Regions from separate parts of the Homo sapiens genome. Here region 1 is linked to region 2. Evidence: chromatin loops called from intact Hi-C (ENCODE). Cell type or tissue: GM12878. All regions are shown on one strand. Links, peaks and the distances in the headings refer to the core of each region. The heading gives the core; the rest is flanking DNA.

The links. Hi-C counts contacts between places; a loop is a spot of excess contacts. Peaks named below come from ENCODE experiments on the same cell type or tissue, not always from the same donor. Only the 100,000 strongest peaks of a DNase experiment are listed, where the experiment ranks them.
Region 1: it touches region 2 in a loop (2.9-fold over the local background); 3 of 110 quality-filtered maps call a loop at or near these places.

What each region holds. Positions count from the first base shown.
Region 1 is chr9:1,528,062-1,544,722 of GRCh38, reverse strand. No RefSeq gene overlaps it. Among named protein-coding and RNA genes, the nearest start is that of SMARCA2, 480 kb to the left of the region's middle. In GM12878, for the core only: no CTCF peak of the experiment used is centred there; a DNase peak (open chromatin) is centred at 8,012.
Region 2 is chr9:1,463,852-1,480,512 of GRCh38, reverse strand. LOC102723803 (a long non-coding RNA gene) reads right to left here. Exons shown (of 7, transcript XR_929415.3): 4 at 16,280-16,370; 5 at 4,885-4,948; 6 at 3,857-4,004. Among named protein-coding and RNA genes, the nearest start is that of DMRT2, 420 kb to the right of the region's middle. In GM12878, for the core only: no CTCF peak of the experiment used is centred there; a DNase peak (open chromatin) is centred at 10,302; H3K27ac peaks cover 1,166 bases.

The sequences.
Region 1 (16,661 bases), core at 4,183-12,182, 65 kb before region 2:
TAAGCACAGGCAAGGAAGAGTAAGGAGAGATTTCTTAGCATTTCCAGATTTTCTGCAGGCATTTGGCTGATTTAATCCGAGAAAATTGATGGACCTAAATGGGGACACATTGGTGAAATTGGAGCCATGGAAAAAATGTGTGAAGGCTGGAAGAGAAATCGCAAGGTGGATGGAAGAAGGTGAAGGGAAAAGGTATGTCTCACAGAAAAAGCATTTGATAAAATCCAGCATCCCGTTATGATAAAAACCCTGAACAAACTAAGCATAGAAGGAACATACCTCAAAATACTAAAAGCCGTATATTACAAACCCTCAATGAACATCATACTAATTGGGGAAAAGGTGAAAGCATTTCTCCCAAGAACTGAAACAAGACAAGGATGCCCACTTTCACCACTTCCATTCAACATAGTATTGGAAGTCCAAGCCAGAGCAATCAGGCAAGAGAAAAAAATAAAGGGCATCCAAATTGGAAAAGACAAGTCAAACCATCTCTATTTGCCAATGGTACCATCTTATAGCTAGAGAGCCCTAAATACTCCTCCAAAAGGCTCCTAGATTTGATAAATAAATTTAGTAAAGTCTCAGGTTACAAAATCAATGAACATAAGTCAGTAGCACCGCTATATCCCGAGAACAACCAACAGAGAATGAAATCAAGAACTCAATTCATTTTATAATAGCTACAAAAAATAAAATACCTAGGAATATACTTAACCAAGGAGGTGAAAGATCTCTATGAGAAGAACTAAAAAACACTGCTGAAAGAAATAACAGATGACACAAACAAATGGAAATACATCCCATGCTCATGCATTGGAAGAATATCATGAAAATCACCATACTGACCAAAGCAATATACAAATTTACTGCAATTCCTATCAAAATGCTAACATTATTTTTCACAGAACTAGAAAAAAAAATCTAAAATTCATATGGAACCAAAAAAATCCTGAATAGCTAAAGCAATCCTAAGCAAGAAGAACAAATCTGTAGGCATCACATTACCTGACTTTCAATGATACTATAAGGCTATAGTAACCAAAACAGAATGCTACTGGTGTAAAAATAGACAAACAAATGGAACAGAGAACCCAGAAATAACGCCAAATACTTATAACCAACTGCAGACCTTTGACAAGGTATGCAAAAACATAAATTGGAGAAGGGACACTCTATTCAATCAATGGTGCTGGGAAAATTGGATAGCCACATGTAGAAGAATGGAACTGGATCCCTATGTCTCATCATATACAAAAATTAACTCAAAATGGACTAAATACTTAAATCTAAGACTTGATGCCATTAAAATTCTAGAGGAAAACCTTTTCTGGACATTGGCTTAGGCAAATAATTTATAGCTAAGACCCCAAAAGCAAATGCAACAAAAACAAAAATAAATGGGACCTAATTAACCTAAAAGGCTTTTGTACAACAAAAGATATAATTGTCAGAGTAAACAGACAACCTAGAGAATGGAAGAAAGTGGTTGCAAATTATGCATCTGACAAAGGACTAATATCCAGAACCTACAAGGAACTCAAGTCATAAAGAAAAAGAAATAATCCCATTAAAAAGTAGGCAAATAACGTAAACAGACATTTCTCAAAAGAAGATATATAAATGGCCAGCAAACATCTGATAAAAAATGCTCAGCATCACTAATTATGAGGAAAATGCAAAGCAAAACTGCTTACCCCAACTTATCCCAGTCAAAATGACATTAAAAAGTCCAAAAAACAATAATTGTTGGCAAGAATGTGGTGAAAGAGGAACACTTAGATATTGCTGGTGGGAATGTAAATTAGTACAACCCCTATTGAAAACAGTACGGATAGTTCTCAAAGAACTAAAAGTAGACATATCACTTGATTCAGCAATTCCACTATTGGGTATCTACCCAAAGGAAGAAAAGTCACTCTATCCAAAGACACCTGCACGTGTATGTTTATCACAGCAGAATTCACAATTGCGAAGATACAGAATCAACCTAAGTGCCCATCAGTCAACCAATGAGTTCATAAAGAAAATGTACATATACATCATGGAATACTACTCAGCCATAAAAAATAAAATAATGTCTCTTACAGTAACTTGGATGAAACTAGAGGCCACTATCCAAAGTCAAGTAACTCAGGAATGGAAAACCAAACGATGCATGTTCTCACTTATAAGTAGGAGCTAAACTATGGGTACACAAAGGCATATGGAGTGGTGTAACAGACATTAGAGACTCAGAAGCAGGGAAATAGGAGGAGGGTGAGAGATGAACGGTTACCCATTGAGTATAATATATACTACTCAGGTGACAGGTGCACTAAAATGCTAGACTTCACCACTGTACAGTTTACCCATGTACCCAGAAACCACTTGTACCCCCACAGCTATTGAAATAAAAAATAATAAAAGGTGTATCTGTATGTTAATAACACAAAACCCATGAGTTACTCAAAATAAGCCATTTCCATCTCCTTACAGTTCCAAAGCCCAATAGCCTAGGAGGTTAAAGTGAGAGCTCAAATGACTTCAGCTTTTGTCTTACCCACACACACAATGGTATGTGGCTTCCTGTTTTCCATCTTCTTTCTCCATCTGTCCTTCTCATACTAGCAACTGGTGGGGTTCCCATAGCCATGAGAGCTTGTGACATTGGCAAGGGGCTGACTTAGGGCCTTATCACCCGCTTCAGTGTGGTAGTGTTTTCTTTCTTGACCTTAAACGATCTTAATTTTTTACTCTTGGCACTGTCTGGCCAAGAAAACAAATGTTTTTGTTTGCCTTTTGTTTGGTTGGTTTTCTCTACCTTTGGTGACTGTCTTAACAGTTTCATTTATGTTACTCTCAGCTGTGGACCTGGGAAATGGTTTTCTCTATTCACATGGAAATTTCAGGGCCTTCGTCTATCTTTCTCCTTCACTAAGGAGCTGACAGGACAGGTGGAGCCCAGAGCAGAGATTTGTTCAGAACTATTCTGTAGACAATGAGGACTCTTAATTGGGCCTTGCCTTTTATTTTTATGTTGTCATCATTTTTTTCTTATTTTTAACAAAAAAAATCCAGCAATTGGAAGTGAAAGTGGAAGATTAAATGGTATTTTTCATAATAAACACAGATGGGGAGGAGAAGTTCCAGCCTTTGCTTTGCCTGCAGGAACCTGTACAACGGTCATTCTTTTGTCTTTTTTTCTACACAAGGGGGAACTACAAACAGGGTATTTGATTTTGTCCCTTAACTATTTCCGGACTGTTGTTGAAGAGTGTTTGAGCAAAAACTCTTATTTTCATGTAACTCAGCTAGTTTCATTTGTCTGAGATAGAGAAATGACTTATAAGGAATTCCTTCACTTAGAATGTAATGTAAGATAATAAAATACATATATTCTCCTATCTACTATTTGGTACAGTTTTCTAAAATTATGCTTATCAGGAAAATGAACACAAATAGTCCTGGATGAGGGAAAAGCCTAGAAAATTTGGGTTTTAATCTCAGCAACACCATCAACCAGCTCTAGTCAAGTCAGTTCATCCCTCAGACCTCAGTTTTCTTCCATCATCTTTAAGTGGAAGTAAGAACTACTTTCCCTGCTTCACAGCAATACAGAAAGTATCAGAAGTAGTAGTATAAGTGAAGTGCTTTGAAGAATTATAAAATGCTCTAAAGCAGGAAACATCAGTAGCACTGTTTCTGAAATATTGTCTCATCTAGGGTAAGAAAGAATTTATATTGAGTGGATTTTTTAAGGGTTTGTCTCACAATTGTAAAACTTCATACTGTATATCAAGGAACAAACTTTGAGACTCACAATGTAAAATGACTTAAAGTTATTTTTAAAGAACTTGACCTTCACATAGGTGAAATATGAACCATCAAATATGTTATTCTTAATTTTTTCACTATTCTCTTTTTGAACTTTTGAGTTCCAGGAACTCTAAAAAATTAAGATAATCCTTGTTATATACATCACTGAAAAAAGCTTATTTTAAGTATCTTTTGTATTTTGAAGTAAAAATATGTTCAACTAAAATCTGAAAAGTCATTATTTCCTAACTGAATGATCGAACAGATAACCAAGGGAAAAACAGGTTGCTGTTGTCATTCTTCATTGCTAATTTTCTATCCAGCAGGTAGATCCAAAAATAACCTGGAGGAGAACCAGAGCAAGAAAGGCTAACGGACGTATGTAAACCATGCTAGAAGATAAGAGATCTGGATGGATAGGTTACCGAACTCGGACAAAGTGAAAAGAATGTCTCGTTTTCCTAATTAATGCGTTGTAAAAGTTGCATTACTGTCTGAATATGACTGGCAAATTTTGTCATATCCAGATATTGAAACTCATAACTAAGTTATCAGAGTAATAATCTTTTGTTTAAAAATAGGGGTCTGGGTGTCTTTCTGTGCCCCCTTCTTATTATCCCCTAATTACCCCACAGGTTCTACACTGGGTCAGACTTGAGACTACCAACTATAAAGGACGTCGGCTTTAACACGTGTGCTGCGTGGAGAAAATAAGAAAGAGCTGAACACTGTTAGAATTTTACCTGCCTTGATTTAAGTGGCCAGTTTGGCTTGTTTCCTGCGGTGCACAACAAGATTACAAAGTGATTACAAAGGAAGCCGGACTTCACTTTTGGGGGTGATGGACATGACCACAGTCTTCATTGTTGTGGTCATTTCACAGGTGCATACTTCTGTCGGAACTTACCAAGCTATACACTTTAAATATGTGCAGTTTATTGTATGTCATCATGCAGGCATGACAGAGGGCTTACCTCTTGCCTTCTAGGTCACTTCTCACAATGTCCCCTCAGCACCTAACCCTATACCCACCGCTTATTTCTAGGTTATGTTAGTAATGTAACAAAGAATAATATTAAAAGCTAATGATTAATGTTTATACTAATGATTGATAATTGTCCATGATCATCTCTATATCCAATTTGTATGATAACGATTCTTTATTCTAACTATTTCCTTTATTATACTGCTACAGTTTGTGCCTTCAGTCTCTTGCCTCAGCACCTGGGTAATCCTTCACCCACACTTTCCAATCTGACTCTGGCATAACATTATGTGACAAAGAAGAAAATCAAAATATTTTACCCCAAAACATGTTTCTTTACCATAATTTGTTCTCAGAACCGCCTGAGGGCTGTGTCATGGACCATGGTCACTCATATTTGGCTCAGAATAAATCTCTTTAAATATTTTACAGAGTTTGACTTTCTTCATTGACATCTGTATGTATCCACCCAGTGGCTATACTCTGACTGCATCTATCCAGCAGTGTGCTGAAGCCAGCCCATACTGGTTGGTGAGAACTGATTGTGCACATGTCTTCCAATTCCACATTCGGTGACATCACCATAGTAGCTTAAAATCAGCCACAATGGGAATATTTACACAATGGAAATTGATAAACTACAAAACAGTGAGTTTTATAGAGTTGTTTTATTTGAAGAGCCAGTTGTTAAACACTGTCAGCATACCATTATATATCTGTGTGTGTATATGTGTATTTATATATGTATAAATATCTTCCAAACATAAATACGTGTGTGCATGTATATGTGTGTACGTGTCTGTGTATAGGTGTTGTATGCGTGTGTGTACATGTTGGCGGTATATATATTCTGCCTTAAGTGAATGGTCTTCCAACTTAATTCTATGGTGTGAGTTTAGTTCTCAATTAACTATACTGTACTGCTATTTAAGTGTTTTGACTTAAAAGGACCTCTTTGCATAATGTAAAAACATAAACACAGATTTTCCAAATTTTTTAAAATAATTATTATGTAGTGGACAAAATACAATAATGGCTATAAATATATATTTGGATTAAGTAAATCTCAGGTGACTATTATAAATAAGTCATGTGCTCTGAGTGAGTACATACTGTCAGGAAGCCCATGCTTCCTTACATGTAAATAATAATAATTATAATGAAATATTTAAAAGAAAAATAAGAATTCCATTTAAAAGCTCAGCTTGCTAATCTTTCAATCTTCTTCACTCTTGAAAGCAGAGTTAACGGCGCCCATGCTTCTACTATCAGGCCCATGTGTGCCCAGTAAGGGGAGAGACAGATTTTTCCAACTACACACAACCTGGTAGGGTCTGGAGCTGCTGTTGATCTCCTAGACTCCAGAGCCAGATGCTTACATGACTTTCTTTAATGACTTGTCAACACAAGTAATTGGCCCAAGCTCCAGTGACTCTCAACAATGGAAGAAAACTCTTTGCAAATAGGAGAGTGGGAGGAAAGAAACTTAAATCAAACTTGAAGCTTAGTACCTGCCAGATTTAATCCGTTCTTCTTCTCTCCACTGACAGAGCTAATGAGTGGATTGCAAGATTTTATACCTCACTTCTGATGTTTTAAATACCTCAGATAATAATAGATATACACGTATATAGTCCTTTATATGTGTTGGCTCATTTAATCCTCACATCAATGAAAGAGAATTGTTAGCCATGTTTTACAGCTGTAGAAACAGACGCTTGGAGAGATCAAATGACTTGTCTAAAATCACACAGCTGGTGACTGAGAGATCTTCCAGCTCAAACTCAGTGCTCTTTCCTCCGCACTTTCCCAACAGTTGATGAAATTCTGCCTATGGCAACAAGTGCAAGTCAGTCGTCAATCCAGGTAAATTGAGGAAAATTTGGAGAGTAGTTACTCCCACAACACAGGCTTCATTAGACTGAGCTACTGCCCCCTTTCCAATCTGTGCACAGTATTCCCCAAATCAGACCCAGTTATCAAAATGTCAGAACCCTGAAGCTCAAACTCTCATTTACACTAAAGCATAAATTTGCCTTAATAACTTCGGTATTAGCCTACTTATACGTTCATTTTGGAGGTAATCAGAGCTTTAAATGGGAGGAAGAAAACTCAAGGGAATGGAATCTCATGCATTGGGTAGCTGACAGAAGAACATGTGAGCAAGTAGCAGGCATTAAGTATACGGCTGCAAAGCTAGAATCACCATGGAGTGAGCTAGCTCCATTTACACGAATGGCTTAACTTCTAAAATCATAACTTAGCTATGTTGGAAAAGGAGATTTTTTTTCCAACGGTTTGTCTAGATTTACCTGTACCTGCCTACCCCTTCTAACATCCTTAGATTAGGAGACAAATGAATAGTCATGATACTCACAAAGAGGAATATTTAGGAACTTATTTTGTTCAATAATGTCATGAAAGTCTTAACATCAACAGTTCAGACTCATATTTGGAATTTCTCTGTCACTGCCTTCCTCCAACCCACAATGATTTGAGAGACATAAATTAGGAGCCAGATGTGAGATGGTGATACTTTACTCCATTCCCACCCACTCTGTCCTTTCAAAAGGAAACACAATTGCTCCTATTAGTAATAAAATGGATTGTGGTTGTCATGTAGATAAATGCAATGTGGTTTCATACATTGTCCATGTTGAGTGGCTAAGTAGGAACTCCCAAAAGCAGCTCCATTTAAGGAGAAGGCAGGTGCTTTGACGCCATGCCAAGGACTACATTTTTTTAAAAATAGGGTTTTCATGGCAAATCCAGGAAGCAAAATCTCTCGCCATTATCAAAAATATCTAGCATGTAGCATAACAAAGGCAGTGCACACTTGACATCAAATGGAGCCCTTGTTCTCCAGTGTCATCCTCAATCACAAACCTAATCAGGCATACGACCTTTTCTAAAAGGATCTGAAGAGTTTGCTAACCACTGTTTGATTGACTTGCCAATTTCTTTGCTGTAGTTGCATTTTTTCAGAAGTGTAAAGTACAGAGTTACTTTATAATTTTCTTCCCTTCTACAAGAACTCCCCTAAAAACTTCCAGAAGCATGTGAACTTATACCTAAATGAGTTCTCCTTAAAGATAAGGTAAGAAGAATAAAATTCATTCTAAGTATTTAGTTCCCATTAAAAAGAAGTAAAAGTATTTACAAAACATGGAAGGTGGGAGTAGGAAAGTTGGTAGCAGAAAAGCAAAGCGAGAAGAGGTGATTCATATTGAGACTGCCTAGGTCAAGGAATCTAAAGTGAGTCATTTCGACTTGACATATGTGGACTTAGACAGAAAACGTGTACTGAAATTTTGTTTGAAGGCATAATATTGAAGGAAAGCAGATGCTGCTACAGAGCAATCTAACCCTGAAATAATCTCCATGTTGAGCATCCATTGATGGCTGATGCAAAGTGCTTTTACACCTTGACTGGAAAAACTTCAGCCTAATTAATTCAGAATTATGTTGGTTGCATGATGAATAAAATTTTATTATGCTCAAGGTCAATTTTCAAACATATAATAACAACTGGAATAGAATTGAGAGTTCAAAGATAAACCCATACATCTATGGTCAATTGATTTTCAACATGGGGGCCAAGACTATTTAGTGGAGAAAAAACCAGTCTCTTCAACAAATGGTGCTAGGAAAACTGGATCTCCACACAAAAGAATAAAACTGGAATCCTATCTCACACAATATACACAAATTAACTCAAAATGGATCAACGACCTAAATATAAAAGCTAAAGCTATAAAACTCTTAGAAGAAAGCGGGTAAATCTTCATGACCTTGGATTTGGCAATGATGTCCTAGATATGACACTCAAACAACAAAAGAAAAATGTATAAATTGGATATCATCAATTTTTTTCAAGTTTTGTGCATGAAATAACACTATCAAGAAAGTTAAAAGGAAGCCTACAGAAGGGGAGGATATCTCTGCAAATCACATCTCTGGTAAGGGGCTAGAATCTAGAATACATAAAGAACCCTTAGAACTTAATGAAAAGACAACCCAATCAAAAATTGAGCAAAGAATTTAAATAGACATTTCTTGAAAGATATACAAATGGCCAAGAAGCATTTAAAAAGATGCTCAGCATCATTAGTCATTCAGGAAATGCAAATCAAAACCACAATAACACTTCACACTCACTTGGATGGTTAGCATTTAAAAAATGGAAAATAACAAGTGTTGGTTAGAATATGGAGAAATCGGAACCCTTGTGCATTGCTGGTGGGAATGTAAAACGGTGCAGCCACTGTGAAAAATAGTTTTGTCAATTCCTTAAAAAGTTAAGCATGGAATTATTCCATGACTTTGTAATTTCATTCCTAGGTATATACCTGAAAGGATTGAAAACAGGTGCTCAAAAAAGTATTTGTACACAAATGTTCATAGAAGCACTGTTTACCATAGTCTAAAACCAAATCTCCATCAACAGATGAATAGATTTTTTACTTGTGGTACATTTATATATTGGAATATTTAGCAATAAAAAGGAATGAGATACTGATATAGGCTACAACATGATTTAACTGTGAAAATGCTATTCTAAGTGAAAAGAAGTCAAAAACAAAAAGTCACATTTTGTTAGACTCCATTTATATAAAAGATTCAGAATAGGTAAATACACAGAAACAGAAAGTAGATTGGTGGTTGCCAGAGGCTGAAGAGAGAGAGAGGGGAATAGAAAGTAACTGCTTAACAAGTATGGAACTTTACTTCAGGATGACACAAATGTTTTCAAAACTAGATACAGGTGACGGTTGCACAACACTGGAAATGTACTAAATGCCACTGAATTGTTCACTTTAAAATGGTTAATTTTATGTTTGTAAATTTAACCGCAATAAAAAATATATATGTGGACATCAGTCAGAAAATCCTTGGAATGTATCTTAAGAGTCAAGGATGTATTATGAATTTTAACTTCCAATGAAATTAATATTTTTTACTTTCTCCTTTCATTCTGTTTGCCTTTTGGTTTTGGGATATAATTTGTTTTGCTCTCCTCAGATATTGTTGTAAGAGTACCAAACATAACTCAGAAGATACAATCAATGAAGAACTATACCCTGGATAGAATTTTCCCTCTTGCAAACAGATTTTTGATGTCCTCACTGAAGTAGATTGTTTATATTTTATTTGTTCAGATAACACCATCCATCCCCTATGTGTTAGTCAGGGTTCTGCAGAGAAAAAAAACTAACAGTAAGCAGATAGATAGTAGATAGATAATAGTAAGTAGGTACGTAGGTAGGTAGATAGATAGATGAGATTAGGTTTATTATGAGGAATTAGCTCATATGATTATGGAGACTAAGAAGACCCAAGATATGCCATGTGTAAGCTGAAGAACCAGGAAAGCCAGTGGTTCAATTCAATCCAAGTTCAAAATCCTGAGAACACAGTGAGCAAATGATATAACTAGCAGCCCAACGTCAAAGGTCTGAGAACTAGGAGCTCCAATGTCTGAGGGCATGAGAAGACAGATGTCCCAGTTCAAGAAGAGAAATACAGGATTTGCTCTTCCTTCCCCTCTTTGCTCTATCAGGGTCCTCAAAGGATGGGATGATGTCCTCAAGTTTTCTTTACTCAGGGCAAATCTTCATTGCTCAATCTACTAATTCAAATCCTAATGTCTTCTGGAAACACCCTCACAGACACATCCAGAAATAATGTTTACTAGCTACCCAGGCATCTCTTAACCCAGTAGAGTTGACACATACAATTAAGTCCACCCCTTGTCAACTTGGCACCCAAACACATGTCCCTATACCATAACTCAATCTCCTGCCACCAGGTAGCTAGCTGATCACCCCAGGGAATGGTACCACATTGGAGCTGAGTGTTGGCCTCTATTGCTAACAGTTTGTATATATTCAGTGGTTGCTGTAACCAGGTCCACCTTGGTAAGTAGAAGTACATTTGGCTGAGCCCATGCATGACCTCCATCCTTGCCACCCATAGCCACTTTATTCATGACACCATTTGGCCTTGTAAGATCTGACAATATAAGTTTAAGTCCCATAGAAGGAAGTACAAAAGGAGTTTGAGTGTTCGGCAATTTAGAAACCTGGGAAAGGGGAGCTGGCAGGACCTGAGGTGCAATAAAGGGGCCCAACATTTCAGCATGTTCAGGTCTCACTTTGTCATTCTTCACCCCTGGCCTAAGGAATATGCCAAGGTGATTTCAAACAAAGCCTCAAGTTCCAGTCTTGATGAAAGAGGCAATATTTATTTTGAATTATGTTTGCAAAAGGCTGGGGGTGGAATATAAGAGGGCAGGAAAGGTAAAACAAATTGGTGATGTCATTTGGAGTGGAGGTTTTTTGCATAATTGAATTTTCTCTTCTGTAGGGCACTGTGGAGAGTGACATTTCAAAAGAGCACAGCTAAAACAGAAGTCCGTCAGATGAACTGGAGTTATCAGAGTTGAGAATGCTTTGGACAAAACCTAATAACCAAAGACTTAATCTGTGCAATCCTTTCAGCAACATCTCTATGCTATGCGCCCCTTCTTTAGAATACTGCAGGCATGGACCTGGAAGTACAATTTCCAATTGTTGAAATTGTATTAGTAGTTAAACATTGATAAAACAAAACCTTATATATAAACCTGTATCTAAAGGAACACTTATATACACAAAAAGGTCATGCGGAGCCGTCCTGGTTGAAATGGATGCGTAGGCTACAGTCCAGGACACTCGTCCTGCCCCCACCATTCCTGTCCAGGAATTCTTTGAAATCCTGGAGGTTTGTGGTGTATATTTTGCAAATTGTTGCAGGGCCAACATCTAAATTTTTCCAGATGAGAAAGTAAGGCACAGAGAAGTTAAATGATTTGTCTAAATTTACGAAGTTATTTTTCACTGGGATGAGGGGCCCAGCTCTCTGTCTTGATCATCACCTCCCTAACATTCATTACATTTTGGTTTTTCAAAGTTCTTGGTGAAATGAAATAGATAAAATATGTACTGACTCACAGCATAGTAGAAATAGAACAGAGTTCACGTCCCAGCTCCACCATTCTCTGATATGACACTGAAAATCAATGCCCTTCTCTGAGCCTCAGTGTTGTCATTTGTAAAAATTAGGGATTGATGTGATATTACGGTGGGGAAATGAATGTGTAAATAAAGCTCTGAGATCTTTATTTCTATTTAAAGAGGAGGAAGAAAAAAATTATATATATATAAACTTTTAGTCTGTCTCTACTTTTCCCCTCCCTTGTTTGTGAAACTGTCTCTTTAACGACATTCAACACAATGGTAAGTAACTTATGTTACTTAAGAAATGCTGGTTGCTATAACAAACAAACTCTGAAACCTCAAGAAGCTTAACCAAATATGAATTCATTTCTTACTGAAGCAAAATGCAACGTGCATGCTCCAGGTCAATGGATGGCCTTCCATGTAGCATCACCCTGCCCTGCAGCCTCAGAACCTTCTGCCAGGTCCTTTGCATCTTGCCAGTGGACAGCAGAAGACAAGATGGAGGATTGTGGGGGAGGTTTTAATGCAGTAAGCTTGGAGGTCAACAAGAGGACACATGGCTTCTGACCATGTTCTGTAGTCAAAACTCAGCTGCATGATTCTAGAGAGATGCAAATCCCAGAGGAACCGGGAAATACAGAACCTACAGAAGGCACAGGATGGAAGGAGAGATATGGGTGTGTCAATCCTCCGTGGCGCACTGCTTGTCTGCCATTGAGAGTTACCAAATAAACACATCTTCCTAGAGAAGAAGCTACTCTTTATAAATGTAACTATAGAGATAAGAAACAAGGAGAATGCATGTGTTTCCACTTATACAATTTTATATAATAAAAATTCCTATCTATTCAGAACATCATGTAAATGAATTTTTTTATAAAGCCTTTACAGCCACATGCATGAATCCTGTGGGGGGAAAAGTGTTGTTGCAGAAAGGAGAAAAAAACAGATGTGTTTTGCTTTTCCCAGTTTGGAGATGCCACTGAGTTTTCTCCATGACCTTTTGACCATTTACTCTCCCCAAAGATTCCATATTGTTTTCTTTCCTGCTGCTTTTGAAAGGCACCTAACTGTATTCAGATATTTATAATCTAATGTTTATGGACTCCAAGTTCCATGGGTATAAAAGAGACCATTTATGGGGAAAATAGTACAATCTTGAATTGTTCCTCGAATTCTCTACACATGATTTGTTTAAATTGGTTAATCAGTAAATACTGTGTGAACAGGTGTCATGATTTTTCCAAAGTGATGTCATATGCAAACAATTCCAAGTACATGTTTTATTCATGGTGCTTACTGGTATAAATATTTCTCTAAACTGGTATTAGATTTGGTTATATGAAAAGACCAAAAGCAACAGCTGGAAGAGCCAGAGTCCAAGGCATCCATTTGGCCTGGAAGTTGGCCCATGTGTCCTGCTGTTGACTATGGAACCCTCCTGTCATCTGCCTCTTGAAGGGCAGCTCCTGTCTACTCTTTGCAGAATGGATCCTAGCCTCTGCAGCCACTTTCTGAAAGCAGCACTCTTATTCCACAGGCTCTGACTGCAATCATTTACCCCCTTCCTCCTGTGCTTGAGGACTGTCCTATCTACATGAGCACTTCATTTCTTCCCTTTAAGGGGCAGTGTCAGTTCCTCAATAAGCTCTTTCTCCTGTTTCAAACCTCTTGCATTTCTAGGGACCTTCCATGAGTTCCAGGGTTAGGCTTGATGGATAAAGCTAGTACCACTGTAACATAGGGGTGATTTTTTAAAAGGTTTTATTGAAGTGCAGTTGATATAAACTGCACAAATTTAATGTATACAATTTGACAAATTGGGATATAAGCATACTCCTGTGAAACTATTAACATAAGATTAAGGCAATAGACATATCTATCACCTTCAACATTTCCTATGTCTGTGTGTGTGTGTGTGTGTGTGTGTTAGTTAAGAACACAATGTGTGAGATCTACCCTCCCAACAAATTTTTGAATGCATAATACAGCATTGTGGACTACAGGCACCATGCTGTCCAGCAGATCTCTGGAACTAATTCATCTTGCATAACTGAAACTTTACACCAATTGAACAACAACTCCCCCGCCCCTGGTAACCACGGTTCTATTCCCTGCTTCTATGAGTTTGACTATTTTAGATTCACCATGTAAGTGGAATCACGCAGTACTTTTTCTTCTGTGACTGGATTATTAGCATAATATCCTGTAGTTTCAGCCATGTTGTCCCAAATGGCAGGATTTTCTTCTTTAAGGCTGAATAATATTCCATTGTATGTATGTACCACGTTTTCTTTATCCACTTATCTGTCAATAGACATGTGGGTTGTGTAACACAGAGGTGATTTGATTCCTTGGGGCCCACCACTCAAAGTGCTCTAGCCTAGCATTGTCCTAAGTATGTTTCTATGAATCCTATTTCCACAAGTTCCTGACAGATGTTACCTACGAAGAGGTGGGGGTGGTTCCCATAATCAAATAAATGCTAGATACACTGAATTAAACTAATTTAACATGTATTTTTCATGCAGGACTTCTCAAAGCTTGAAATATGTCACTGTCACTATGAATCTCCAAGAGAGGGATGTAATGCATCAACCTTTTCAAATGGATTTGACTTGAGGTGTTTTTTTGTTTTTTGTTTTGTTTTGTTGTTGTTGTTGTTTTTGGCTTAGCGTTTCTCATGGAACTAACGATAATGGGAAGACACTTCTGGGAAAATGGTGATCCAAGCTGTTCTGTATCAAGCTGATAATTCTCCCCATCTAAAGAGAATTTTATGACATTCTACTTATGAATAAGTGGCCTTGCAATTACATTTGATACCACTTCATATGCCAACTGCTGAATAATAGCACATGTGGTAGACAGAGATGTATTGCCCAGATCTCCCCTCAAGGAAGGACTCTCTACCCAGCTGCAATGAGCAAACAGCCTCCAGTGATGACTCTCTTTAGGGTTTGCCTCAGCTACAGAGAACCACTTTGCCCAAGGCCACACACTTCCTGCAGCAGGCTCTACCAGGTGGCTGAGAATGGCAGGGTCTGAAGGCCAAGCCATTTTGGCTTAATGTGGGACACTCAGATGTGCAGTTTTCACTTCCTACCAGGCTGAGACTTTGTCAGGCATGCATTGGCAGTGCAACTTCTTCCTAGTCCAATCCTGCTTCCCCACCTGCCTTTACTATTGCAGGTGGTCAACCATAAACATCATGTCCTAAACTCCAAAGAACCCAACATGTGAGAGTTGTTCTAGAAGCGGGCTGAGGAAAAGTGACAAGATGGGGTTTTGGCAGTTCAACTGTTAAACTTTTATTGGAAGGAATTGGAATTGAGAACCAGTGGAATGGAGGCTAATGGGTGCAACGTGTCAGGCATTTGATACATGTGAAGGAAATCAGAGCTATCAGGCTAAGGTATTAATACCTTTTGCAAAGGACCACTGATGTGCTACGGAAAGAAAATGAACATTTAAGAGTGAGCATGAAATTGAGAAATTTTAATTTCAAGAAATTGAAAGCCAAATATGAAAGACAAAGGGCCACTTTGGATACGAGGAATGACCAAGAAAGTCAAGGACCAAGCCCAATCCGATAAGCTGAATTTAAATGCGGTTAAATGCTCTGCCAAGGGACATAGGTTAAACCAATGCCAAGGCCTTCTTTGGGGGGGAAAAAAGGACAAAAAACTAGGATCCTGACACATAGAATAGCTCACACATATTGGTGGAGACTATCTATTGCAGATTTCAGTTGTGGGAAGAGGTGTCACATGGATTTTGCAATAAGCCCAATTTCAACACAGGCACCTGGAATTCTGGAGCAAGGTTATGTCATTCACAACAGAGGAGCATATACCTTCGAAAATAACCCCTGACATGCTACTAGGCTACTGGAGGGACAGAATTCCTGAGCATGGGACACCAAATGGCCATACTAGAACTGCCCATGATTAGTTAAGTCTTACCAGATACACCAAATCATAAAGTCAAATGGGCTTAGCAACAATTGATCATAAGACGGAAGCATTATATTTTGCATCAATATGACCATGGAGGTAGCTCAGACTCCCATGGTGTCCAACACTGTTACAAAAGCATGACTCTCTCAGCTCATATCTATATCTGTGTGACAGATCCCTTATGACCAGCTAAAAGAGGAGGAAAAAAAATGGCTTACAGATGAATTGGCTCTGTATGTGGAAGCAGCTGTACTACCTTCAGGGATAGCCTTAAATGACAGTAAAGGCAAAAAATCCCTCCAATGGGAAGAGCTTTGGGCAGTGCATGAGTCATTCACTTTCTTAGTTGGAAAGAGAAGAGACCCAAATTTAGAATATATATGGACTGCTGTGTAGCACTGAATAGACTGGACAGCTGGCCGGGGGTCTGGAAGGGAAAAAATTGGAAGATCAAAAGCAAGGAATTTGTGATTCAGTCACATGGATGAACATATGGGATTGAACACGAAATCTGAAGATTTTTTAAAATGTGTTTGTTGATACCAACCAGACAAAATTATTTATCCACTTAATGCCAGCTAGTTTCTGTCACTGACCATCTCAGTGCTGGCATAATGGGACATGAACTTAGTGACCACAGTGGCAGAAATGGGGGCCCAACAGCATGCACTCCACTTATCAAGTTTGATTTAGCAATTGTTGCAATCAAATATCCAATGCACCAGCAACAGAGACCATCACTGAGCTCCCAATACGGTGCCATTCCTCAAGGACATAAACTGGCCACTTGGTGGCAAGCTGCATACGTTGGATCCTTTCATCCTGAGAGGGCCAATGGTTCTTTCCCATTGGAATAGACAATTTACTCATATATAGGTTTTACTTTCTTGCCCATAAGGTCTAATCCACATGACTATC
Region 2 (16,661 bases), core at 5,335-13,334:
CCTAAAACTTAAAGTATAATAATAATAAAATTAAATTTAAAAAAACGAAAAAAATCTCACAACAAAGATAAGCCTGGGAATGGATGGATTCACAGACAAATTCTATTAAACATAAAAAGAAGAACTAATAACAATTTTCCTCAAACTATTCCAAAAAAAAAAAAGAAAATTCTCCCTAACTCATTGTACAAAGCCAGCATCCCCTGATATCAAAACAAAAGGATACAACAAAAAAAGAAAACTATAAACTAATATCCTGAATAAATAAATGAAAATCTCCTCAGAAAAATACTAGCAAATACAATCCAACAGCACATCAAAAAGAAAATATAACATGATCAAGTTAAATTTATACCAGGGATGCAAGGATGGTTCAACACACACTAATCAATAAAAACGATACATCACATTAACAGAATGAAGGACAAAAACCATAGGATCATCCCAATAGAAGCAGAAAAAGGATTTGAAAAAATTTAATACCCTTTCATGATTAATAAAACTCTCAAACTAGGCATAGAAGCAATGTACCTTAAAAATAATAAAGGCCACATATGAAAAACTCATTTCTAACATCATACAGAATGGGGAAAAGTTGAAAGCTGTCCATTAAGAAGTAGAACAAAACAAGCATGCCCACTTTTGCCACTCCTATTTTAACATAGTACTGGAAGTCCTAGCCAAAGCAATCAGGCAAGAGACAAAAGGTATCCAAATTGGAAAAGAGGAAGTCAAACTGTTCCTCTATGTTAATGATATAATCTCATATCTAGAAAAATCTAAATACTTCCCTAAAAAATTTAGATTTGATAAATGAATTTAGTAAAATTGCAGGATACAAAATCAACATACAAAAATCAATAGCATTTCTATACACCAATCAGAATCTAGGTGAGAAGGAAATCAACAGGGCAATCTCATTTACAATAGCCACAAAAATAAAATACCTAGGAATAAATTTAGCCAAGGAGGTGAAAGATCTCTAGAAGAAAAGCTACCAAACACTGAGGAAAGAAATGGAAGATGATACAAACAAAAGGAAAAACTTCCCTTGCTATGGATCAGAAGAATATAGTTAAAATAATACTGCCCAACGCAATCTAGAGTCAATGCAATCCCTATAAAAGTACCAACACCATTTTTCACAGAATTTGAAAAAACAATCCTAAAATACATATGGAAGCAAGTAAGGGCCCAAATAGCCAAAGCAATCCTGAGCAAAAAGAACAAAGCTGGAGATATCATATTACCAGACGTCAAGTCTACAAGGCTAATTACCAAAACAGCATGGTGCTGGTATAAAAGTAGGCAAATAGACCAACAGAACAAAATAGAAAATCCAGAAACAAAGCAAAATACTTAACAATCAACTGATCTTTGACAAAACACACAAAAACATAAGTTGGAGAAAGGACAACCTCTTCAATAAGTGTTACTGTGAAAATTGGATAGCCACGTGCGCAAGAATGAAACTGGATCCTTGTCTCTCACTACATACAAAAATCAACTCAAAATGGATTCAAGACTTAAATGTAAGACCTAAAACTATAAAATTACTAGAATAAAACATAGAGAAAACTCTTCAGAACATTGGTCTAGGCAAAGAATTTATTACTAAGACCTCAAAAGCATATGAAACAAAAACAGACAAATGGGACATAATTAAACTAAAAAGCTTCTTCAAGCAAAAGAAATAATCAATGGAGTGATGAGGCAACCTGTTGAATGGGAGGAAATATTTACAAACTATACATCCAACAGGGGATTAATATCCAGAATATACAAGAAACTCAACAGTACAAAAAACAAATAATTCAATTTAAAAGTGGGAAAAGAACATGAATAGATATTTCTCAAAAGAAGGCATACAAACAGATAATAGGTGCATGAAGAAATGCTCAACATCACTAATCAGATAAATACAAATCAAAATCACAATGCGATATTACCTTACCCAAGTGAGAACGGCTATGAATAAAAAGACAAAAAGTAGCAAATGTTGGCAAGGATGTGGAGAAAAGGGAACTTATACACTGTTGGTGGGAATGTAAACTAGTTTAGCTACTATGGAAAACAGTATGAAGATTTCTCAAAAAACTGAAGATAGAATTATCATTCAATCCATCAATCCCACTGCTGGATATCTACCCAAAGGAAAATAAATCAGTATATCAAAGGGACACCTGCAATCACATGTTTACTGAAACATTATTCATGATAGCAAAGATATGAATCAACTTAAGTGTCCATCAACGCATAAACAAAATGTGGTGTATATATAGTCAGTGGAGTACTGTCAGCCATAAAAAGAATGAAATCCTGTCATTTTCATGCTAAGTGAAAAAAAGATTATATGCATTATGATTTCAGTAATATAAACATTTAGAAAAGGGAAAATATTTTAAGGAAAAGAAATCAGTGCTTACCAGAGACCCAGTAGTGGCACAAAGACATTGACACCGAAGGGGTTGCCAGAAGGCATATTAGAGTGCTGAAAATATTTTATAACCGAATAGTGCCCGTGGTTGCATGACTTTATGCAATTGTCAAAATTGATTGAATTGTATAGGCACTTAAAATTGATGGATTTTATATGTAAATTATACCTCAGTAAAGCTAGCAAAAGTACTTTCTTTGCCCTTGAATTTATGTATTTATATACACACACGCACACAAATATTAGGTAGTCAAACAAATCTGAGGTGAAAAGATGGAATATATTTGAAAACATAGTGATAAAGGTTGTTATAAATTCAAAATCTGTAGTTTTAGAAAATGCTAATTAAAAATATTTGAAGCCATCTTTCGGTTAAAAATGTCAGATCTTTATCACGAGCAAAAGTAATTCTAACTTTTTAAAAAGTCCTATTAAAGCTATTTAAGATACTTCAAAAATACAAAAAGTGAAGGAGAAAGGAACAAAGATTCTCTAAGTGAAAACCATGTGTTAAGTCTTTTAATGTATATATTACCTCATTTGATCCTCACAAGAACTGTGAAAGTTAGATCGAGGTATTGTCTGAGGGGTATCAAGAAGCTAGAGATGTAAAAATGATTCAAATTCAAGCCTATTTTAACCCCAAAGGCTTACATCCAGTCTTACTTTCTATATCCAGGAAGATGGAGTTTTATTTCAAGGTCTTATGAGATCTGGGAAGATATCTAAATGTAGAGAATTTCTGAATACCCCCAAGTAAAGATCAGGTTTTTCTGCATCCTATTTGCCGAGCATTATGCTGGGCCTCATTTAAGCCTTTTAACAATCCAGTGACCTGGGCACTATTATTATAGCCATTTTGCAGATAAAAATCGTTATAATTCTCACTTTCTTTATCTGACACCAAACCCTGTGTTGTTTTTTAATCTCAATCACTGCTCACCTTCATAACTGATCTTCAGTTTTTTTTGTTTTTTTTTTGGTTTTTGTTTTGAGACGGAGTCTCGCTCTGTCGCCCAGGCTGGAGTGCGGTGGCGCGATCTCGGCTCACTGCAAGCTCCGCCTCCCGGGTTCCCGCCATTCTCCTGCCTCAGCCTCCCGAGTAGCTGGGACTACAGGCGTCCGCCATGATGCCCGGCTAATTTTTTTGTATTTTTAGTAGAGACGGGGTTTCACCGTTTTAGCCAGGATGGCCTCGATCTCCTGACCTCGTGATCCGCCCGCCTCGGCCTCCCAAAGTGCTGGGATTACAGGCGTGAGCCACCGCGCCCGGCCGATCTTCAGTATTTTTAGTGTCTGCCATTTTCCATTAGAAACAGTAACTGCACTCTTATTGCAAGTCAAATGCTTAAAAGTCATAAACATACCCATGTAACAATTCTTTCCTATTAAGCCTATTTCTTTGGCAAGTCCACTTACCCTTGTTTCCACCTTCCCTTTATTTGTCCTTGTCTGCTGTGCAATCTCTCTCCCTCAGTTCCTTCCGCTAAAATTCTCGTTATGTCCTAGTCTTTTGTCCAGATATAGAAAATCAGGGTTTTCATTGCAGAAGACAGTGTTGGGATCCCTCAAAGACATAAAACCAGAAATACCATTCAACCCAGCAATCCCATTACTGAATATATACCTAAAGGAATATAAATCCTTCTATCATAAAGACACATGCACGTGTATGTTCACTGCAGCACTATTCCGAGTAGAAAAGACATGGAATCAACCTAAATGCCAGCCAATGATAGACCGGATAAAGATAATGTGGTATATACACACCATGGAATACTACGTAGTCATAAAAATGAGATCTTGCCCTTTGCAGGGACATAGGTGGAGCAGGAGGTCATTATCCTCGGCAAACTAACACAGGAACAGAAAACCAAATACTGAATGTTCTCACTTATAAGTGGGAGCTAAACGATTAGAATACATGGACTCATAGAGGGGAACAACACACGCTGGGGCCTATTGGAGGGTGGAGAGTGGGAAGAGGGAGAGGACTAAGAAAAATAACTAATGGGTACTAGGCTTAATATCTGGGAGACAAATAATATATACAAGAAACCCCTATGGCGAAGCCTGCCTCTTGTCCGTGTTTTTATTGTAAGCAGCTCTATCTTCTATCCTTTAATGTTTTCTATTGAACATTAACTGAAAATGCTATACCATGGGTATAGTTTCCCATCTCTCTGAATTTCCTTCGTCTTTATCCAGTTACTGGGCTTCTGCAGGTGGGTCATAGTGGAAAAATTCCTTCTGCTGTGATTTTTATTGTTATGGTTTATTTTTAATTTGGTCTTCTAGTCTTTTCTAGACTTCAAGGGGCCATAAGCCAAGATAACCACTTTCTAGGAGAGCCCTGATGGGGAAAAGTTGGATTGGGGTGTGTCAGTCAGCTGAGACACGAAGAGGTAAGCCCAAAATGCATGACACAGAATAAATATATTACTTACAGATCCCGGAGAGGTCAGGGGTACAAACAGGAGGCCAGTGAGAAGAGGTGGAAGGGAGCCCAGCCTGCAGGTAAGGGGAGAGAAAAAGACGACCCGTGGACCTCTCAATAAAAGCATTTGGGACTATGCCCTTATTAAGGTCCACGTGTGATAACACTTAGGTTTTCCCTCAGGGGTTGTGGATTGGCTAGTTTACAGAAACACGTGGGAAGTGGAGAATTTATTTACATGACCCTGGTGTTGATCATTTGGGATATTTGTGGTCAGCAGCTGTGAGGTGTCTTGGTGTTTTGTCAGTGGGATGAGGAGCAAGTGGGCTATCTCACAAACAAATGCACAGAGAGGGGAAATTTTAACTAGTCCAAAGGTACTACTGGGTTTCAAAACACTCATGTTAGGCCTAGAAATGAATGCCGATGCAGCAACTATAGTAAAAAAATAAATAAATAAATAAATATCTGTCACACCATCTTATGCAGGGGCTTAATTTTAAAGTCAAGGCGAAAGAAAAGGAACATGCAGGATATCAAAATTGTTATTGAAAAAGTCTTTAGAAAGGGGCCACATGGCAAGTCAATGTACAGTTTCTCAGTGAATCCATTACAGTTATCTTTGGAAAATAAATCACCATTTCTTTAGTCAAGCTGCAGTTGTAGTAGGTGGCTTACACTCGGGTCATTTTCTATAAATACTTATGTCTGTTTATTTAATCACTAGAATTACTTTCAGTGAAGCAAGATGAGCTCACTAGGAAAGTTACTTAGGAATTGAGATCAGCTGAGGTTGAAGAGATTGGTCTCCCATCTCAAGCTCACTGAGTAGAATGGCACTGGAATTACCTGCATTTTCTTGTCCTTTTGCTCCCCCTCTCTCTGTTTACATTTTGGACTGCATTCAGAGTTGAGTTTACTACATGAAATGTATTGGTGATGCAGCACTACTACATCAAGATATAAAGAGTATACCTTATAATCCCTTGCGTGTGGCCCAAAATCTAGACTTAATGGATAACCAGTGTTTCTTTTGTCCTTTTCTGTGGGAAAATTGACCAAAGGATTGGAGAAGTTCACCAGGATGCCAGGTCGCTATGTCTAGGACTTCCAGGCAAACCATTCCAGCAGTTTCCTTTTCTCATACTCAAAAACAAGGGCAATGACATCATCATCTGATATCTGAATCCTATATCTCCCTGTGGCATGATTTAGCAACATACTCTCTCAATTTCATCATCCATGAAGCAGAGATAATGGGAGACAAATTGGTGATTATTAATTTTGGCTAGAAATAAAAACATTCACTTTATGGTTATATGTTGGGCTTATCCCTTTTTCTTACAAAGTTTGGGGTCATTAAAACATCAGCAGGTTTTTGGAAAGTCCTATTCCCTCCTAACTTTTGAAGTTTTCTGTCTTTTGAGGGCAATTTAATCCATATGTTTCTTATTGGCTTTCTCTTAAAACATCAGTGGGTTTTTTTTTTCCTCAGAAGTATACAGTATCGAAGAGGCCTTAATATATGCTTCCAAGGAAGGTTTCTCTTGTTTTGTTTTTCCTTTTTAAAATCTGGAAATTATTGTTTGCCAGATATAAATTAACACAGACACCAAAAGGTTTGAGTTTAGGTTGAAACTTCATATCCACGAATTTTGAATAGGTTCTAAACTTGGCATAACCTATCCTATAGTTGGTCCTTGTGGCCATTGGCTAAAGAAGATAGTCTCTTGTGTTTTAAATAAAATGAAAAAGTTAAACAAATGCAGCTAATAATAAGACATTGGATGTCATCATGCAGCAAAGGGAAAGATCCAAACTCTTTCTCATGAGTTTTGGATCAACCATGCCTGTTATTTAAGAAGCTCACAGGCTACTTGCTTTGCTCCCAGAAACAAAGTACTAGAATTTCAGAGGGCTCAGTTAAGCCCTTTGTCAAATGTTCACAATCATAAAACTCCAGCAAATGCAGGTGGAAGGGGTACAAGTTCATCAGATCCAATGCCATTCTGTTCATAATACTATTCTTAGATAGTATTATGATTCTTACATTGACTCTATCACTCAGCTTGGTTTCTTGGGAATTCAACAGTGCAGAATTCCTGTGCAGAGGGGGACATTTTTTTCAGTTTTTTTTCTGCAGTCTCAGGCAAAATATACATTTTTATGGTTGTACCTTCAGAATTGTTTGGTTGTGACCACCATTACAATCCTTCTTCCCACCAAACATGACTTGCTGTGCCCAACGCAACATGGAAACTGAAAAATACTAAGTCAAGCTAAATCATTAGAGGTGGCTGTGTCAATTTCCCATTGCTACAGTGTCCCTGAATCTACCATTCCTGCAGCTTCAAAGCCCTTGATCACATCTGGTAAATACAGATACCAAACCTAGAGGGATTAAAAAATGGTTATATCATTTTCTGTAATACTTCAGGTACCCAACAGATTAGGGCTTTCTTCTGAGGACCTGTGAGTCTGCCCACTCACTGCCTAGTAATAGAAAAGCAGCATCTCTCATCAAATACCAACTCTGATTCCTATTTGTTTCCCTGGTACATCACTTACTCTTCAGGCTATGATTAATCACATTCAGCTACTTGACATTTCTTCAGATGCCCCATGTGTTTTCACCACACACCACACATTTGCTTTTGCCGCTTCCATAGCCTGGAACTCCTTTCTCCCTGCCTCCCTACTTAATTCATACTCATCCTTAAGTCCCACTTAGATGCTGCATTCTTTACGTCCAAGCAACACAGCCCTAGTCAGAATTCTTCACTCCCTGCTCTCCTCTCGAATACCATTGTGTCTAATACCATTATTAGTAGTACTTATAGTCTAATTAATGCTACAGGTAGAATTTTGTACATCTACCTACTCCAACAAAATGTGAATTCCTTGAATGCATTATTCATCTAAGCATTTCTAGCAACTGACGTTTTAATTTTTTTTCAGTATTTAATTGAATTAGTGCTCAATAGCATAAACCATGTATTATACTAAATTGCATACCATAATATAGTGACAAATAAAATTCTTGACCATGAGCAGTAACGTTCCAAACTGCATTACACAAACATCCACATTTAAGTGTTTTGTTATCTAAGACAAAGCTGACAATCTTTCTTCTGTAGAAATCCAGATAGGAAATATTTTAGGGCTTTGCAGGCCACATACAGTCTCTGTCACATATTTTTCTTTAAAATCTTTTTAAAATGTGAAAACTATTCCTAGCTTGCAGGTTATACAAAAATAAGCCAGGAGCCAGATTTGGCCTGGGGCCGTAGTCTCTACTCCTGTGCAATAAAACTTTCTGTGATGATGGAAAGTTTCTCTACACTGTCCAACACGGTAGCCACTAGACATATATGGCTACTGAGCACATGAAATATGGCTCATGTGACCAAAATATTAAATTCTTAATTTTCTTTCATTTCAATTATTTTTAATTTAAATAGTTATATGTGGCTATTAGCTCACCAACATGAGCAGATAATTTACAGATTATTTGAACTACCAACCCCTTGGAATAAATACGAGTAGATGATTTTGGAAGTGAGCAGTCAGCCACCAGCAAATGTAACTGTGATGATATATGTCTTTACTCAATATGAAACAAAAAGTCCCACAAAATGCCTAAATGTTATTTTTTAAAAAATCTTTCTATTCGTTTGCATTTAGAACAAGGGAAGGATTTTCAGATCTGGTGGCTGCATAAAGTTACTTCAGTTGAGGGGATTCAGAAAGTCAAGGTTAATTCTTGCCATCTACAAGGAGCCCCCAACCCGATAAACTAAAATAAACTAACAAAAATGCTTTTTACTTTTAATTTACTTGCTGATAAATCTGTTACCAATTCCCTGAAGGCCTTTAAGTGCCCCTGCTACCTCATCACCTTTCCTAAGAATATACTACCCTTCAAAATTATGAGGGCCTAGTCTTTTAGGAATCCCTAGGTTCAAATGCTCAGTGAGATGCACGCATTTTTCCTCCACATAGTTGAAGGCATTTGCCATGGTGTTAGCACAATGGGAACCAGATGATGATAAATTGAACAAGAATGGGGGCAGGCAAAACAAGAAGACATGGACAGAGAGTGAGAAAGCAATAGATCAAGGGAGTTGTGGGTCTTCTTGGTCAAAGAATTGTAGAAGAGGGATATTAGAACAAGTCAGCTGAAAGAAGTGTATGGAGTGAGTGAAATTTGAAATTGAGATGTTGGAATTGGAGCAGTCACCAGTGATGATAAGGTCCAAGATGAAACTTGACTGTGGTGGGGTGGAAAATAAATAGTATGTTGTTGGATATAAGGAAGTAAGGGAATGAGAACCAGGTGTTGGATGGGTCATCTGTTGTAGATGTTGAAGTCACAAAAAATGGCAATAGATTTAGGGTGAGGAGCCAAAGTTGTCAGGGAACTGAGGGTGGGCTGCAGTGGCATAACCCACTGGTAAATAGATGACAGCAATAATAAGAGATAGGAGGTGGCATAGAGAGATGGCATCACACTAGCTGCTCCCAGCTCCATTTATATACACAGTTACTTCCTGGGCAAAAGCTGATGTGGGAACATAGGCTCCATTTGTGCTGAGACCTCTGCCAATGAATAGAACCTGCCTTAACCTGCTTGTCCTGGGCTAGGGCCACTTCCCATTTCAGGCCTCAAATACAAAAGGGCTCACCAGCACTTCCAATTTTTGTCCAGTCCCCCAAACATATCATGAGGGTATTCTGGAGTTGGAGACCTCTATCGTTTTGAAAGAGACTCTGGTAAGGACCTATAGTAGTGATGGTTCACCGAAGATATAGAACTAATTGTGTGTGTGTGTGTGTGTGTGTGTGTGTGTGTGTGTGTGTGTGTGAAGAGAGGGAGAGAAAGAGACAGAGACAAAAAAGAGAAAGAGAGAGAACAATTTATTTCAAAGAATTGGCTCACATGATTGTGGAGGCTGGCAAGTTCAAAATCTGCAGAGTAGTTAGGTAGGCTGGAAATCCAAGGAAGAGCTGATGTTGCAGCTGAAGTCTGAAGCCAGTCTGCTGCCAGACTGGAATTTCTTCTTCCTCAGGGAGAGCTCAATTAGTTTTTTTCTTAAGACCTTCAATTGATTGGAAGGTAATATGCTTTATTCAAAGTCTACTGATTTAAATGTTAATCTAATCTAAAGAATACCTACACAACAACATGGAAGACTGAGAGTAGGAAATTGATATAAGTTATGCAAGATTTTAATTAAAATATAAATGCTTCCAACAAACTATGTTTGCTAACTCAGAAGATATCATCTCTTGCAACATTGGCCAAACTCTTGCATGCAGATATAAAGGGACATTCCATAGTGCTTGCTAGTTTCATCTTTTTATGAAGTCACCATTTCTGCACCTTCTTCTCTTTTATTCTCAAGGGAGTTCTACTTTCTCATGACTTTGTTTCTTTTCTAGATTTCTCTCATGAAAAATGAGTCTACTTCTGCCTTCTTAGAATATGCTTACTCACCAGGAGACACAGGCAGGTAATTTACATATTGCTATAGAAGAGTCTAGTGCAATACTTGTGAATTCAAAGTCTGTCATACCTGTCTTTGTTTTCAGAAAGTCTCTGTTAATCTCCTCTGATCTCTCACGAATGCAGAAGATACCAGCCACTCCTAGAGTTGAGCGCTACTTTATTCATTGGTAACTAACTTTATTATTTACACTACACAGACTTCTGCACCATAGACATAGACACTGCCAATTATAAATATTCACTGCACACCAAACTACCTAGAAATCTATTATATATTTTGGAACCTTATTGGCAAATAGGTTATGATTATTGCTTTGGCAGAAACCCACTGCAATACACAGCACCCGGCATCCAGTAGCATATTTTATTCTTGCTATTGTAAATGAATACTTGAAAACAAATTCCTGGAAGTTGATACTTTTGCCTAAGAACTGTGAGATGTCTGCTGTCTAAATCACAATGGAGTTGCTTATTTAAAAATGAGGCATTTATTGCCTGACTCCTACATTTATTAAAGTGTTTTCAGTGGAACCTTTAAAGAACTCAAAGGCAAAAAAGGGGCCATCGTTTTCTATCCCAGGAAGCGTCCCATTAATGTTCCTCGTATAACTCAGCATGTGTTGAGTAATTTCTCATCTTACATTATTATATAGAAACCCGGAGGCCAACTGACCACCCAAGCAGGCTGCTTTAGGAAGAAATAGTCTATCTTTGATTGACAGAGCAAGCCCAACATGCAGTATAAGAGTGAACAGCATATACAGACCATCTGGGAATCAAGGAAGAAAATGATACATTTTGGACTCATTGGCCGATAATAACAGGAAGCCAGAGTGGCCACGGGAGTTTGAGGACAAAGTCAAGTTCAAGTGAACCTCAAAAATGTATGAATAAAAAACCGGTTCGATTCATTGGACAGGCAGTAAAATTCTTTTTATCCCACATCCTGCAGAGAATCCTAGTTATAAAACAATCTAAATGTCTACCAGGCTCTCATCCTAGAAAAAAGTCACTTTGCCAAGGTTTACCTTATGCCCCCCAGACTTGCGTTTCCTTCTGTTTGTCTCTAAAGTTGCAGCTTCAGTAGAGTCAGTTGTTTGAACATATGGTATTTTTCTACTTGACAAAGTTCAATGGTTTCAGGTAGGCAAATTATAACTGATGTATTATTTTCAAATTCTGTTGTGTTGAAATGTTTAATGCCACTAGGAATTATAGAGGCCATAACTACAACTCTTTGGGAATTTCTCATTCACCCAATATAGTGCTAGTGAGCACCAAGAAACCAGAAAGAAGGCATTGTGTGCAAGCAAATGCCACATCTCTTATTTCCCATATTCATAACCTACCTAAGGCAATTCAGACTGAAAACAAAATTTTCTCCTAGCCTTTTCTTCTTTTCATAATCTAAATGTATCAAGATAAGGACACTTAAAACTGATACTGTAATCTACAAATCAATCACTGGAAGTTGAATATAATGAGAGGAAAAGTGATTCATTTCATCACTGTTTAAGGACAGAGGAAAAAATAATTTCATCTATTCATATATTTAAGACTATTTTTCAAGTATGAAAAAATTATGAGAGTCTAAATTATGTTAGCATTAGAAAAGAATTTCTTAATATGAAAGTCTAAGGATGCCTGGAAACCTGTGGAAAGAAAGAATTCAGATGGTCTGTGAACCTGAATGAGGAAAAAAAAATCACATCCTCATTTTTGCTAAGCTCTAATTGAAATTTAGTATTTCATTCAACTATGAAGGAAGACTGCAAATCATAGTAGCATTGATAGTACCTGTGACAGACATTTTCGTATCACGTTACATGTGTTTCAGATATTTCAAAATACCATTAACACTTGTCACTTCTTTAAAATTATAATATTTATTAAACCCACTATTGGATTTGGTTATTTAATGCATTAATAAAGAAGCAAAATTATTTTGATATCAAACAATTCTTTTTAATAACTTGATAACCATGTTCAATATAATTATTAATAGTTTTTTTGTAAGTATGTCTTATACATTCAGATGCATTATGAGAAAGTAGCCACCTATATTGTCTGAAATAGAGACTTAAGGAAGTTTAAGAAGAAAATTTCCAATCTCTTAATTGTTTCATAATTTCTGTTTGAACTTTAGATAAATATTTTAGGAAGTACTGTCTCTCCCACTACCACCAGATTAAAATATTTCCATTTCCTGTCACCCTCTCTTCTCTCTCCATATAGGATGATATAGCACACTTACTTTGCCATGGTTTAACTCTTTTTCATTTTGTTCTCTAGCTATCTTTGCTCAATTTACTAAATTTATACTATATTCAAATTTAAATTAATTTTATATTTAGATTTACCAAGTATTTTCTGTTCCTGAGCTCTTTCTTTTCGTTCATCTTTTTTTGGGGCAAGATGTTATTGCAGAGTTGATTTTTAAGAAGTGCTAACGAGTGCTATATTCCTTGATTTCCTGTATACTTGAGATTGACAGTTCTGTTTATATTTGAACAAGTAGATAGATGCAAGATTCCTGGGTCTGCTTTTATTTTCTGTCCTTCAGAACTTTGTAGACATTTCTCCTTTGTGTTCTGCCATAGAATAGTGCTATAAAGAAGACTTAAGCCTGATTTTTGTTTTATTGTAGATGACCTGTTTTCCTACTCATTTTCTTTAAAAAATTTGTCATTGTTTACATTAATTCTTTTAGCCAGAATATGTCTAGATATTTATCGTTCTGAATCAAATGTTCCTGGCACTCAATTTTTTGCTTTGCCTGTGAAATTCTTCTTTTATGTCAGAAGATTTTTCCAGCATTATGTCTTTGAATGGTTCAATTTTTTAGATTCTATTATTTAGGAATGTCAGTTGATACTTATTGGACTATACTTGGCTTCTCCATATCTATCCACTTCTTTTTAATTTTTTTCTCTTTTTACTTTTATGCTGCATTCACTATAATTATTGCAGGTTATTCCTTTACATCATGATTTAATTTTTTTCCGTGAATATTCTATGCATTAAATTTATACATAGATTTATTATATAAAATATGGTATAGATTTTGGTTCTCAATTTGTTGTTAGCTGTTCATCACATCTAGCCATTTATTTTCAGACATTTCAGCCTTTGCGATTTTTTTCTTTTAATAGCAGGAGGCATTCTTCAATAATGTTTTCATCTAGACTAGGTTTCAGGTTCTTCATCAGTCTTACATTTGTTATATCCTGTTTCATTAAAATTGACTCCCAGATATTAAAAAATGATCTTCTGATTTCACATAAAATTTACCCTCCCTCCTTCCTCCAACTCAGGCTTGACCTATGCTCAGGTGCCTACACTGAAAGGAGATGAGGTGCACTCCTTCCTTTTCTCCTTGATTCTTCCCATTCTGTAATGGGTTCCTCAGGATGAAAGGAGAGGAAATGGAAAACAGCAAATGTGTAGTGCATGTTTAAACATTGGCCTTGTCATGACACAAAGCTCTGGGGTGCTTCAGAGATCCATTAGGTACCTGCACTACTGTTCCCTGACATAGATGAGGTGCTCTTCTGCTGACCTCAACATACTCCTCACTCCCAGCTCCTGCCCCAGAGGGTCACTCTACAGTCTCTTTTACTGAAGTCCCCTTGCTCTAGAAGTTGTGCTCTTGGTTTGGATTTCAACAAGACAGCTAGAGTTGGTCACATTCTGCAGCACCCACTTTGGCCCTAGGAAGCTCCACATCTTGGCCGTATCAACCAATAAGAGGATGCAATGCTCTACTTTGACTCTCCCTTGCCCTCCCATCACTGGCTCTTCTAGCCAAACTGCTGCCTTTACAATTCTGTGGAAAGAGGCATGTTTTGTGTACATGCAGGTGACACAAGTTCTCCTAGTATCTCTCTCACCATGCTTTGCTCTGGTGCCATGAGTGGGCCTACAACTTTTGCCTCCTCAGTAAACAGCCTGAAATTGAGATGCTCTCTCCCCTTCCTGCAGGCTTTTTACATTGTCATCTACGATGTCAATGATGAGTGATTCTCTTGAACCACCCACACTTGGACCTGGTTTGGGCCTAGGACACAGCATTCCTTTACCATCTCCAACCAGAAAAAAAGTAATTAGTTGTATCTACTAGACAAGTTAAAGCTCTCTACCTCCATGAGCCCTCTTCCCATTTTATTCCTCACTTGAAATAGTCTGAGATATGGGGCATTGGGTGGTAAGGGAGCCTTGAGCAAATATATAGGAGATCCTTGGCATTCTCTTTAAGAATGAAGGTACTTATCACATACTTCCCTCTGCTCTATGATTTAGCACATTTTCTCGAGGTATCAGGAAAAGGCTCAATTCAATACTTAGGACAGAAGTGGTGAAATATCTTTCTCCCCTAATATTTCTAATTGTTTAAGTAATAATGCTTATAGACCATAGGTTATTGGATATGAAGTGGTTAATTTGTGGCACTCCACCAAGTCATGCTGTTTCCGGAGTACTTAATGGTGTTACATAGGAAACTTCATGGCTTACATATTTCTGTCCAGCTGTAAAAGCCAGTTTTACTGCCGAGTCCATTGGAGAAGTAATTGCTCCTTATTAAACAACATCACCCCCTCCCTTCAGAGCAGCTAGAGCAAAATGCAGAGAAGGAAACTGTGTGGAACAAAGGCTGCTGCAGGTACAGTTGTTAGTTTGCAGTCATACTGGAAGAAAGCAAAATCGAAATTTGCAGGGACAATTTTTCGTGAGACCTTATTAAATACTTTACTGAAGATGAACTTTGGGATGTCAAAAGGAGACACTGAAAGTAAGACGCCTGATTCAAGAAGCTGTCACTCCTGGCATAGACCAGTTTAACTTGTGTCTTAGCATGCTCAAGCTGCTGTAACAAAATACCACAGCCTGGGTGGCTTAAACAACAGTCACTTATTTCTCACAGTTCTGGACGCCAGGAAGCTCAAGATCAAGGTACTAGCAAGTTTGGTTTCTGGTAAAGGCCTCTTCCTGGATTGAAGATGGCTGCTTTCTCACTGTATTCTCACATAGGGGAGAGAAAACCATCTCTGTTCTCTTCCTCTTCTCATGAGGACAGTAATCCCAAAACAGGGCACCCATCCTCATGACCTCATGTAAACCTAGCTACTTCCCAAAGACCCCACCTCCAAGTACCATCACATCAAGGCTTAGGACTTCAACATACACATTTTAGGATAATACAAAATTTAACCACAGCAAGTAGGGACAAGATGGAACACAAGACAACTAGTCATGAGAATTAACAAAAAGCCAGCAGAAGATTTTGGACTAAACCAGAGTAAAACAGGTTCTCATCTATCATTGGGTGAGAAGAATCTGGAAATCAATAGCAGGACCACCCTGTATATTTTTCAAAACAGGATTATATGCTTATACTAAATCAACTCCAAAGTGTATATAGTTTTTATTGCAGAGTGAGGTAAGTTTTTCTCTACACAATTTTTGTTGCTATTCCAAAGTCCCAGTTAAACAATCTTTCCAGTTACTATAATAAAACTGTGTAGGATGTGTCTATTTAATCTGACCATTGCAATAAAAGTTCTGTATAATGGAAATATAAGTATATCCCACACATTGTGTTTCTGAGTAGCAGGCTGTTCAAAAAGCATAGTTCAAAAGACAACAGTCATTTGAAAATAGTTCAGCTTTCCCCTTGGAATTTCTTATATCAGTTAAAAATGATTGACATCAAAATATTCCCCAAAACATCAAAAAATGCTCCTTTCCCTTTTCCTGAAATATCATAGCCACTACCTCATTTCTCAAACCTGAAAGACCCTCTTGAAAATAAGTTTTTGCTGCCAGGAATGCCTATCATTCACTACAAGCTTAAAGGGCATTTTAGGAAGGCTAGGCGTTTATATGGCTTTTCTCTCACCCTTTACAATCCATGGGAAAATGAAGTTCCACTCCTGTTACTTCCTTCCAAAGAATCTGCTGGTGGCTTCTGTGCCCTCTGTCATCCTTTACTGGAAGAGAGAAGGTACATATACGTAAACACATGTCTCAATAGCCCTGACTTCACTACATTCCAAAAAGACTCCGTTTCAGCATGCTGCACTCAGGGTTCAATGTACATTACAGATTCTTAAGGAAAACTAGAAAACTGGGTGATTTATGGGTTATATGTCCCTAGGGAGATGCCAAAAACATCTATGATGAGTTCTATTGTTCCTAAAATTTCCATTTGAGAAAAGTCAATTTTAAGTAAATACAAAGGCAACTTTAAATGTTGAAAACTAAATGGTAGGTAGGAATGA